3 separate regions of the Homo sapiens genome follow, and regions 1 and 3 are each linked to region 2. The links are chromatin contacts, found by Hi-C or POLR2A ChIA-PET in ENCODE. All regions are on one chromosome and are shown on one strand. Each heading gives the region's core, a stretch centred on a gene start or an enhancer-like site at or near the end of the contact. The rest is flanking DNA. Distances are from core to core; before and after follow the strand shown. Region 1 overlaps CYB5B (cytochrome b5 type B). Region 2 overlaps NFAT5 (nuclear factor of activated T cells 5). Region 3 overlaps CYB5B (cytochrome b5 type B).

Evidence for each region. Hi-C counts contacts between places; a loop is a spot of excess contacts on that map. ChIA-PET counts read pairs that join two places held with the same protein, here RNA polymerase II (POLR2A). Pooled maps may share reads with other maps.
Region 1: a loop to region 2 is called in a pooled map, with 1.9 times the contacts of the local background. The contact joins two enhancer-like sites. A Hi-C loop is called at or near these places in 7 of 37 single-sample maps with no recorded cell type and 5 of 50 pooled maps. POLR2A ChIA-PET finds 5 or more read pairs at or near these places in 4 of 52 experiments (AG04449, WTC11, activated CD4-positive, alpha-beta T cell and 1 more).
Region 3: a pooled map shows a loop between it and region 2 (4-fold over the local background). The contact joins two enhancer-like sites. A Hi-C loop is called at or near these places in 4 of 50 pooled maps. POLR2A ChIA-PET finds 5 or more read pairs at or near these places in 4 of 52 experiments (AG04449, RWPE1, activated CD4-positive, alpha-beta T cell and 1 more).

The regions. Positions count from the first base shown.
Region 1 is chr16:69,462,806-69,466,653 of GRCh38, forward strand. CYB5B (cytochrome b5 type B) reads left to right here. Exons shown (of 5, transcript NM_030579.3): 5 at 1-3,459. Among named protein-coding and RNA genes, the nearest start is that of CYB5B, 40 kb to the left of the region's middle. Within about 2 kb of position 2,331, at least 5 of the 41 ENCODE cell types and tissues checked have a DNase peak (open chromatin) inside an H3K27ac peak, as active enhancers do.
Region 2 is chr16:69,611,969-69,616,010 of GRCh38, forward strand. The region is part of intron 2 of NFAT5 (nuclear factor of activated T cells 5); the gene reads left to right. Among named protein-coding and RNA genes, the nearest start is that of NFAT5, 48 kb to the left of the region's middle. RefSeq lists an enhancer at 1,475-1,634. Within about 2 kb of position 1,488, at least 10 of the 41 ENCODE cell types and tissues checked have a DNase peak (open chromatin) inside an H3K27ac peak, as active enhancers do.
Region 3 is chr16:69,442,946-69,446,712 of GRCh38, forward strand. All of the region lies in intron 1 of CYB5B (cytochrome b5 type B), which reads left to right. It also overlaps the pseudogene LOC100420066. Among named protein-coding and RNA genes, the nearest start is that of CYB5B, 20 kb to the left of the region's middle. RefSeq lists a silencer at 560-842 and enhancers at 1,189-1,268, 1,299-1,558. Within about 2 kb of position 1,271, at least 23 of the 41 ENCODE cell types and tissues checked have a DNase peak (open chromatin) inside an H3K27ac peak, as active enhancers do.

The sequences.
Region 1 (3,848 bases), core at 1,081-3,580, 150 kb before region 2:
ATAAGTTATAGTGACATTGCTCTTTGGTAAAAATGCCTGCTTTCCAATACTTTGATTGCATATTAGACATTCTTAACAGGGCGGCAGTCTAGTGTTGAAAGTTTTATTTTTCCATTTTTCTTTTAAGTAAATTTTTTTTAAAAAATTCTGATTTAGGGCTAGGTGTGGTGGCTCAGGCCTGTAATCCTGGCACTTTGGGAGGCCAAGGTGGGAAGATCGCTTGAGGCCAAGAGTTCAAGACCAGCCTGGGCAACATAGCGAGACCCCTATCTGTATTAAAAAAAAATCTGATTTAATTCTTTTATTTATCATAAGGGGTTTAATTCCTGAAGTAAAGGTTTGCACCTATTAAACTTAAAACTGCCAAATGATTTTTGTTCTTTTATGTGCGTGATAAAAATACAAAGAATGGTGTGGCCACCTCCTCCCTTTCAAGCTAGGGCAGCAGGTAGCTCTTCCCAGCCCCTGAGCCCAGCCCCTTCCCAAGTGGTGCCGGACAAAAAACTACATGGCCCTTTCGTGTCTTGGGGGTGGAAAGGTAGGGATGAATTGGGGTGATAGAACCCTGGTGAATTCAGAGTAATCTTTCTTTAGAAAACTGGTGTTTTCTAAAGAAACAGGATAGGAGTTTAGAGAAGGCACCAAAGCTTTCACTTTGGTTTGGCACCAGTTTCTAACCATCTGTTTTTTCTACCCTAGCTATCTTTTATTGGTAAAATATAAATGTATAATTATGTTTGTAGAGCTTTACCAAGGAGTTTCCCTCCTTTTTTGTTTGTTGATTAGCAAATTTTTGATTCTCCATTTTCCAAAAGTAAGAGACTCCAGCATGGCCTTCTGTTTGCCCCGCAGTAAAGTAACTTCCATATAAAATGGTATTTGAAAGTGAGAGTTCATGACAACAGACCGTTTTCCATTTCATCTGTATTTTATCTCCGTGACTCCAACTTGTGGGTTTGTTCTGTTTTTCCATGAGAATAAAATACTGGCGGTTTTTTTCTCAGATGTGTGTTCATTGAGAAGTAGGTTACTAGAATTATGTTACTGTGTCTTATTGGTTCAATGATGATTTCTCTGGCATATTAGACTTTTATTTTTTCCCCCATGGAAGCACTTGAGGAAATAAATAGTACACTGGCTGTTTTCTGCCAGCAACTGTGGTGATTTTTCTCCCTGTCCTTTGAGAATTGCTAGTCTGCTTCTGAGCCATTGTCATATCCAGCAGGGAGCAGCTTGGTTCAAGAAGGACCATAGAGGCTGCTCAGCATCTCCTCCCTCCCTCCCAGCTTGCCAGGGATTTGATGAGACAGGAAACTGCCCAGCAAACCAGGGACTGCCCATGTAAACTATTTAAGAAAAAGTTCAACCCAGGTCTTGTATCCTGTGATTTAGCAGTTGAATGAATACAGAATTCATCAAAATAATATTAACCTTGTACTTGCACACTTGGATATATTTGGGAGTAATTTTAGGAGATTTCTGGCTGACTTTTATTATCAGGGATATGGGTTTAGTAAAGCTTTTATCTTTAGAAAAATGTTTGTATGCATTATAAGATGCTACTTTTAAGACAATATTGAAAAAAACTTTGGTTATTATTTAACAAAAGTGGTATGACTTGATGCTTCTCTATTTAAAGGCAAGGAAGGATTGGTATATGATTGCCTGTAATAAATAAATTGCGTGATTATTGGAGTACATTGGGGTAAAAGTAAAGAACAGAGGAGTATTGAGGAGCTTGAAAGGGAACATTCAAACTAAAGCCAAGCCTGAAGATAACTTGAATCAGTTGTAAAAGTGTGTTGGCAATGTCCGAAATTGAATGAAAAACATCTGGCTTATAAGAAATGTTAAAGAACTACCATCTTAAGTAAAATTGGTGTTTTTGTTATTTTTAAGGTAAATGCCAATGCAAAAGGTATGTTTTTCTACTTCACATTGGTTTTCTTTTCCTGTTTACATCTGCACTTGTTTTTTGCTGAGAGCCAGAGGAAAAGATAATTAGACTTTGTCTCTTCCACCCATGAAATCCCCCAGTACCCAGGGCTTCTTCTGAACTACTGCCGATGTGATGTCACTTTGTATCTGGAAAATCACTTTGGGGTCCATTTACTGTTATTTTGTTGCCTACAAAAACAGCCAGGTGAAAGCTAAATCTTGTGTGAGAGTTTGCAGAGGTTTTTCTATACAATAAAGTAGTATAGCACACTAGCCAAATCCATCCAAAAGGACCTTTTTTTTAGGAAGTAGACTTGAATTCACAAAACAGTCTTGACATGGGTAGCTGGTGAAAAACCCTCTGGAGAGCAAGTGGAGCCAGTCCCCATTGGCTGACAGTGCCACCTGGAGCTGGTCTCTGGGGTGTTCGGTTGTTTATTCCTGAGGAAGACTAGCTGCTGCTGCTGCTGCTGCTGCAAACTGTACTGTACACATCATGGCTGCTGGACACGAAGGAGGAGGTGAGAGAAGTTTCATGCTACCGAAATAGAGGGTGTTGGTACCACTGCCCCTGGCCTGAGAGCCAGGGTTTAAACCTGCCTCAGTAGAGTCTAGTTTGAAATGACACCAAAATTCCTCAGCCCCTACTCAGCAATTGGTTTTGGTTTCCAAATGACTTCTGCATTTGTAAAGATAACAGAGTGGTGGGGTCAAAGTTTATCTTGTGTTTAGATCTCTTCAAGACTGCTTAAGCAAAAACAAAAATCCCTTGGAACCTATCGTTTGAGCCTGTAAAGTTGTTTTAGCAGTTGTCATAAATGCATATGTTGTGAAATCAGAACACTGTCGAGTTTATACTCATTTAGCTGCAATGTGGGACAATGAAAAATGCTTTACAGGCCTGGAGTATCATTACTTATGGTATCTCCTGCTTTAAAATCTCAAGCGATATCTATCTGGTTAAATTCCATTTTAGGAGATTGAGATGCAGAACGTTAATGTTCATTACCTCCTCCTACCCCAAGAGAAATGGATTCAGACATGTCTTGTCTCAACAAGAAATTGATTTTTTTTTAAACTATCTTATTCTGTTGCCAAATATCACAGAAGTAATGAGGAGTTTAGTTACATTTGGCTGTTGTGCTCTGAAAGAGCCAGGTTTGGAATTTGTGGGGGTGATCTAGGAAGAAGGTTCCAAAGAAGCAGAGGCATTTGTCAAGTTACCTACCCTATATCCAGCATCCTCCTCATGAGCTTCAGTAGCTGCTCTTTGCCCACGCTTGTATCCTACGTTTGCTATTTGGGCAAACCATTACTTCAGTTATTTAACTTCCCTTTTTTTTTAACTTCACCTTTGACTATGAACAAGTAACGGTAACATTCCTTTTGTGTATTCAATAATGCAGTTAGTTTACCTTTTTCAGAATATTTTGAACAAAGATCTTTGTCTCTTTCTGCTGGAATGCGCACACAGTGAACGTTTGTTAGAACTACACACAATAAAGACACTGTTTTCCTTTTCTTGCCCCGACTACACTTATTATTTTTAATTTAAAAAGGTGTTTTTTAAGTAGAAGTGTTGGTTTTGTAATCCTCAGGTGTTCTGGAAGAAAAGGATTTCAGAAGCATGACAGTCTCCCGTGTCTGTGCTAATGGTGTGTTTAGCATAACGTGGTGGGGAGTTCCGTGGTTCTCCAGGATTCTCCTCACTGTTCTTTTCGTGAAGTGAATCGTTCATTTGATAATCGTGAAATGCAAAAAGCAAGGCTGTGTTTTAATGGCTGTGAAGTGGGAACGGGGTAGCCAGGTTTGAGGTTCTGTTTCCACTGAAAATACCTACTGACAGAGAAGCCAGTACCAGGTAATACTGTTTTGTTATCTGCAATGCCAGTCTTCAAATGATTGTTTTT
Region 2 (4,042 bases), core at 238-2,737:
GAATGAGTACATGAATAAATGAATGAGAATATTTACTGAGCTGTCGTTCATTTTATAGCAGGTACAATGTTGTTTCTTCACCACTGATATATTCATTTATTACCTCTTATTTATTAGCAGTGTTTCTGAAATAATATTAAAATTAGAAGTTTTCTTGAAGCTTGTTTTACAACTTAGAATTATTATCCAGTAGCTTTCCTTAATATTTTTATAACCTCATCAACAAACAGTGAGTGTCTCTTGTAAGTAGCGTACTGCCGAACCTTAGTCAGAGAAGACATGACATAGTTTTGGTCCATGAAGGGTTTTCAACCCATTTGGAGAAGTAGGAAATAGATACAAAGATGATTTGTAACAACCTGAGGGGTGTCAAAAAGATGGTACATGTAGGAAATTAATGTTATATTCAAGTGAAAATTTGATATTGTTTATGTATATTATTCAACTTTTAAAAACTTTGCATTAAAGTATGGAAAGGAAGCATAAGTATACCATTGTTTTAATGGTTATCTTTGATGAGATCATGGGCAAGTTGAATTTTTATTTCTTACGTGTATTTTTAAAAGCAAGCAATAACTCTAAATAAATTAATCTAGGCCAGGTGCAGTGGTTCATGCCTATAATCCCAGCACTTTGGGAGATTGAGGCAGGAGGACCACTTGAGCCCAAGAATTGGAGACCAGACTGGACAACAAAAGGAGACCCTGTCTCTATAAAGCACATACACAGAGACACACACACACACACACCAAAAACCTAGCTAGGCATAGTGGCACACACCTGTGGTCCCAGCTACTCGGGAGGCTGAGGTAGGAGGATCAGTTTAGGCCCGGGAGCTTGAGGCTGCAGTGAGCTGTGATCGTGTCACTGGGTGACAGGGCGAAATCCTGTCTCAAAAAAAAAAAAGGCAAAACTGTAGTTCTAGGACAGATTTGATATAAAAAACAAAAGTAAAGCAGGCTATTTGTTTAGTAACATCAATTGCTAGACCTCTCTCCTGTTTATGTATTCACTTGGAAGTCCCATAGGCATCCAAATTCATCATTTAAAACTGAATTCTCTTTCCAGGTTTATTCTTAACTCCTATATTCTCTATCACAGGAAATGGCACCACTTTTTATCAATTTTCCCAAGCCAGAGTTCTATGTGCTACTTGGAACTCTCCTTTTTTTCCCTCTCCCTTCCCCACCGTAGCCAGTGATCCAATTTAGTTCATCCATTTAAACAGCTTTAAATTCGTAGCCTATTGACTATTTCACTGCCACTGCCTTGGTTCAGGATTTCATTATTTCTTGCTTAGGCTATTATTGTAAAAACCTTCTTACTCATCGCCATCTCTAGGACCTAATCTATTCTCTGTATTCCTGGTAGGATGATCTTCCTCAAATATATGTTTGAGTTTATCATTTCTTTGCTTAAAACCCTCAAAGGCTCCCTGTGTGCTGAGGGATAAAACCCTTACTGCTTAGCATGATACACAAGCCCTGTCATAATCTGGCCTCACCCTGCCTTTAGTAGTTTCATCTCATGTTACTGCTTGTAACTTCCGTGTTCTGAGTAACTGAGTTACCTAATAACCTGAGATGAAAATACTCTTTTTGTTCAGGTTTGCTTTTATAGTTTCTCCTTCCTTTTCCCCAGTCTGTCTGCTAAATAGCCATTTCAATATTCAAGGTTGACTTCTGGTGTTACATCCTCTGTGCTGCCTTCTCAGATCCTCCACAGATAACATTAAAGGTTCCCTCTTCTCCAGTTGTGTAACACTTCATACTTTATTAAAGCACATACTGCATTATTTTAAACTTGACTCATTTTATTATCTCTAGACTGTGAACTGCTTAATAAGGGTGACTTTCTTTTGTATTGTGTCCCTAGATCAGTGCAGGTGCTAAATAAATGTTGAATGAATGTTTAATTACTGCTTTGTCAGGTTGAAGGTGATAGTGAAGAGGAGCTGGCATAGACAAAAATACTTAGCCCCTGTGACTGTGGCAAATAAGATGTCAAACAAGTAATTATATGACCAAGAGAAGACTCATGGTATGTGTTGTAACCAAGATTCTGTTGCCTTTTTCAACTAAAATATTTGGTTTTGTTTGATTTTAAACAGAAAGTGTAGCAAAAGTGAGAGGGAGAACAAGGTAGATTGGTCTTTTCTCTCTTTTCTTTCTTTTCTTCTCTTTCTCTCTTTTTTTTTTTTCTTTTGAGACAAGGTCTTGCTCTGTCACCTAGCCTAGGATGTAGTGGCACAATCACAGCTCACTACAGCCTTGACATCCTGGGATCAAGCAGTCCTTCAGCTCTGCCTCCCAAAATGCTGCGATTACAGGCACGAGCCACCACGCTCGGCCCTAGATTGGTTTTTGATTGCCAGATACCTAAAAATGAAGACATGAAATAAGTTTGTTTACTCTGATAGATTCATTTCTTTGCAAATTGAGATCTTATAATATGAAGCTACAGTTACATAGCTGAATTTTTTGAATCCGTAGTAATTAATAAATTCCTAATGAAATGTATGCCTGAATGCACTTTTTGGAACAATCTTGAACCTACAAAAGAGTTGTGAATATAGTGCAAATAATTTATTGCTTTTTTTCTGAATCATTTGAGAATAAGTTGCTGACATGTTTCCTCATTGCCTCCCAATACTTTGGTATTTCCAACAAATAAGAATATTCCCTTATGTAACCACAATATAGCTATCAAAATAAAAATTAACATCAATACATTTTTTTCACCTTGTCCTTAGATCCTATTTGGGTTTTGCAAATTGTCCCAGTAATTTCCTGTATAGCAAAAGGATCCAGTTTAGAATTATATGTCCATTTAGTTGTCATATCTCTTTAGTTTCTTTGAATCTGAAATCATTCCTTGGTGTTTCCTGGACTTTTATGGTTTTCTTTTTCCTTTTTTTTTTTTTTTTGAGACAGAATCTTGCTCTGTTACCCAGGCTGGAGTACAGTGGTACGATCTTGGCTCACTGCAGCCTCCTCCTCCTGGGTTCAAGCAATTCTTGTGCCTCAGCCTCCTGAGCAGCTAGGGCTATAGGCACCCACCACCACTCCCAGCTAAATTTTTTTTTTTTTTTTTGAGATGGAGTCTCACTGTTGCTCAGGCTGGAGTGCAGTGGCGCGACCTCGGCTCACTGCAACCTCCTCCTCCTGGGTTCAAGAGATTCTTCTGCCTCAGCCTCCCAAGTAGCTGGGATTACAGGCACGTGCCACCATGCCTGGCTAATTTTTGTATTTTACTAGAGACGACGTTTTGCCATGTTGGCCAGGCTGCTCTCGAACTTGTGACCTCAGGTGATCTGCCTGCCTTGGCCTTCCAAAGTGCTGGAATTACAGGCATGAGCCACCGCACCCAACCCATGCTGTCTTTTGTGTCCTTTTGATATGCCCCCGTAATTCTTTGAGTACTTTCTTACCTTTAGCAAAACAAGACATTCCAGGTTCATCTTGTATTTTGCCTGTCCCAGCCCTGATACTATTTCTCTGAAAAGCCCTGGTTACTTTTGGGGTGCTGCTTCTCCTAGGACCTTTCAGAGGACAGAAGCTAGGGAATATATGTATATTTATATGTCTGTACACACACACACAGGTATATATACACATTTATACCTATATTTTTCTATCTGTACATATTGACTGATGAGTTCACATCAGTACCTCCCGTTGCAATGCAATACCGTAGGGTTCCTTCTTCTTTTCTCTCTCTGTTTGTAACTCACTGTTTGACAAACTTGATTTCCTTTCATCTTATTGAGAAACTTGATTTCCTTTCATCTTACTATGTTTACTTATTTGATCAATCTCCTGTTGTAACCAATCTCCCATTGCTACTGCCTCCTGCTTTCTGACACATTAATACCCTAATTACCCAACTTGGCCTCTCATAGCTTGCCTCCTACATGGATGCTCTTGACACCTGGGGCTGTCCTCCTGCTCTCCTGTGAATACCCTCCAGTCTACTTGGTTTCTTACTCCCCACTTTGGGCAGCCCTACTAGGTAGATAGCCTCCTATCTTGCTCATCCTGCT
Region 3 (3,767 bases), core at 21-2,520, 170 kb before region 2:
GCTTTTTTAAAAATTTTTTTTGTGACAGAGCTTCACTGTATTGCCCAGGCTGGAGTGCAGTGGTGCGATTGTGGCTCACTGAAAACTTCGCCTCCCGGGTTCAAGTGGTTTTCCCGAATAGTTGGGATTACAGGTGAGCGCCAGCATACCCAGCTAATTTTTGTACTTTTAGTAGAGACAGGGTTTCACCACGTTGGCCAGGCTGGTCTCAAACTCCTGGCCTCAAGTGATCCGCCCTCTTCAGCCTCCCAAAGTGTTGGGATTACAGGCGTGAGCCATGGCACTTGGTCTTGTAACTCCTTTTTGAACATAACTTCAAAGTGAAGGCCTTTGCCCATGAGCTCTTTGACATCATCTGGTGTCCACTGGTGACCCATCAGCTCCAGAACTTTCTACTTTGTCTTGGAAGCTTTGCTGGTTTCTGTGGGCATGGCCATGGCTGCTCTGGTCATCTGCTCCTGCCTCATTTCTTATTGGTCAGTTGCCATTATCTTGGCCTAGAATCACAGTAAATTCTCTGAAGCCCAAATACGTTGAGGAAATACCAGGATGCAGAGCTCATTCAGGGTGGATCTAATGTGAGTAGTTTGATAACTTGCTGCAGCATAGGCTTAAAACCAGAGGGTCGGCCGGGTGCAGTGGCTCATGCCTGTAATCCCAGCACTTTAGGAGGCCGAGGCGGGTGAATCACCTGAGGTCAGGAGTTCGAGACCAGCCTGGCCAACGTGGTGAAACCTTGTCTCTACTAAAAACACAAAAATTAGCTGGGCATGGTGGCAGGCACCTGTAGTCCCAGCTACCTGGGAGGCTGAGGCAGGAGAATCGCTTGAACTTGGGAGGCAGAGGTTGCAGTGAGCCGAGATTGTGCTACTGCATTCCAGCCTGGGCAACAGAGTGAGACTCCGTCTCAAAACAAACAAACAAACAAACAACAACAACAAAAAACAGAGGGTCAGTGGAAATAGGACCTTGGTTGCAACAATGCCTGAGTATGTCAATGTTGATCCATTCACAAGTAAGAATCATAGGGATGACGTTTGTTATATTTCCTTTCATCATGCCTGAGAGCATAGTGGGAGGAAGTGGTGATATTTTTATCCTCTGGGTTGTTGATGTAATATTCTCATGTCAAGAAAAAGACTTTTTGGGAATGTAATTTCCATTTTCACTGAAGGCTCTGCTTCAAATTAGGACTTAACTGTCAGATACTTGCTCCTGGGTGAGCTTCTTGTCGCTCTGTACCAGGATGAACATGTAGTGGCAGATCATATCTGAGAAGAAGCAGATGATAAACATGGGCGGGACCATCCAGTGGCTGACGCTGGAGTTGGACAGTAGCTCCTACCCTCTGTCTTCACTGAGAGCTGGTCTGGCTTCTCCTGGGGTGCCGGGGCTCTTTGGGTTTTCGTCGAGGCCTTCGTATGCTCCTCAGCCTGGGCATTATCTTGGCCTAAGACTGGCCAGGACCCTGCTATAGCCTCGGGCCTAGTGCAGTGATTCCAACTCCTCCAGCTGGGCTGCCAGTGGCCCATGGCAGCCCTGCATCCATTTGATTTTCGCTAACTCTATCTGGAGACTATAGAGTTCTAAACAGAAACCAAAAGCTCCCTGACGTCTTTTTGCTTGTTCTAAGCCATCTCTATTAAGACCATATTTTAGAGTGAAAGTTATTAAACCGTAGAATTTTGTTTGATCACTCTGACCCCCACTTGCTTCAGTGAAAAAAAAAAAGAAGCAGGCTACAAAACATTATGTACTACATGAATTCACTTTGTGAGAACACAAAAAACTTTTATTTATCACTGCCTACCACACAAAATAGTAAGGATTCAATAAAAAATTGTAGACTAATGGCTGAAATGATTGAAAGAATACACAGGAAAAATGAAGTTTTATGCACCAAATTGTTAACTGGACTTATTTCTGTTCCAGGACTCTAGTTGATTATTCTTTTTTCCAAATTTACCACAGCGAATATATAACTTTTACTTAATATTTTAAAAAAGTGTTGTGCTTTCTCTTGTTTATAAGTGGTGAGAGACTGATGAAAGTGAAAGTACTTGTAGAAAGAACTGTGTAGCAAGTCAAAAATTCAGTCATTCCCTGAAATGTTGTAATCTATGAAGGAGTTTTATTGTCCTTTTACTCTGAAAGGCAACACAATAGTTGGGTTGTGTCAAAAGGAAAAAATATCATCCATAGTTTAGGTGTATAGAACAAATTGGGACATAATTCCAGAACTGATGACTTAGTTCCACAACAAAGAACAGTTTCACATATAATAACCTGAGAGTTTCAGATATAATAACAAGTGAATCGTGGCTGTCTTACTCTTGCTGTAAAATAGCATTCTTAAATACTGGGATGTGAGACCCACTCACTGGGTGGAGACCTTTTAGGAGATAAAAATAGAAGTTATCCTTATCCTCAGGGAGCTCATAGGCTGGTGACTATGACTGGGAAGTAACACTTACAGTTTTTATACTTCAATTGAATTAACATTTATTTAAAATAGGAATGATAATTTATTCCTGCTGAAATGGTTGTTATAAAAAGTAAAAAGCATTAATATTTCAAAAATACAAATTTTGATATATTAAATAATATAAATTCTAAATTTGCTAATTTAAGTAAATGTTTTTTGAGTATTTAAGTCAAGGACTGTGCTAAATATAATTTTACAAAATGGTTAATTTTCTGAGTAAGTAATGCTTTATTTGGTAAAACAGTTTCAGAGGCTGGGCATGGTGGCTCATACCTTTAATCCCAGCACTTTGGGAGGCCGAGGCTGGTGGATCACCTGAGATTGGGAGTTCGAGACCAACATGGAGAAAAACCCCGTCTCTATTAAAAATACAAAATTAGCTGGGCATGGTGGCGCATGCCTGTAATCCCAGCTACTTGGGAGGCTGAGGCAGGAGAATCGCTTGAACCCGGGTGGCAGAGGTTGCGGTGAGCTGAGATTGTGCCATTGCACTTCAGCCTGGGCAACAAGAGCGAAACTCCATCTCAAAAAAAAAAAATTTTTTTTCAGAAGAGTATGTGGTGAAGTCTTCCTTCTACCCTATCTCCCAGCCACTAGGTTCTTTCACCATTTTCAGAGAGATTTTATGCATGGGTATAAATATGCATATATATATCTTCATTTAAAAATTGTAGATGGTATTATATTATGCTCTTCTGGAGTGCAAAGTGTTTTATATGCTTATCTCATTTAATATGTACAATAGTTGTCAAGACAGGTACTCTTATTAATATTTCCATTTTACAACTAAGGAACTAAAGACATCTCAATTTTTTAATAACTTGTGCAGGGTCACATAGCTGATAGTTATAGAATCTACTTCCTGAGGCACTACTTTATATAGTTAACTTATTTATTTATTCATTTATTTTGAGTCAGAGTCTCACTCTTTTGCCCAGGCTGGAGTGCAGTGGCGTGATCTTGGCACACTGCAACCTCCCCCTCACAGGTTTAAGTGATTCTCCTGCCTCAGCCTCCTGAGTAGCTGGGACTGCAGGCACCCACCACCACCATGCCTGGCACTTTTTGTATTTTTAGTACAGACGGGTTCACCAAGTTGGCCAGGCTGGTCTTGAACTCCTGATCTCAAGTGATCTGCCCGCCTTGGCCTCCCAAAGTGCTGGGATTACAGGCATGAGCCACCGTGCCTGGCCTAGTTAACTTTTTAATTTGAAACAATTTCAAAGTTACAGAAAAGTTGCAAGAATAGAATAAAGAATTGCATATACCCTTTGCCTGGAGT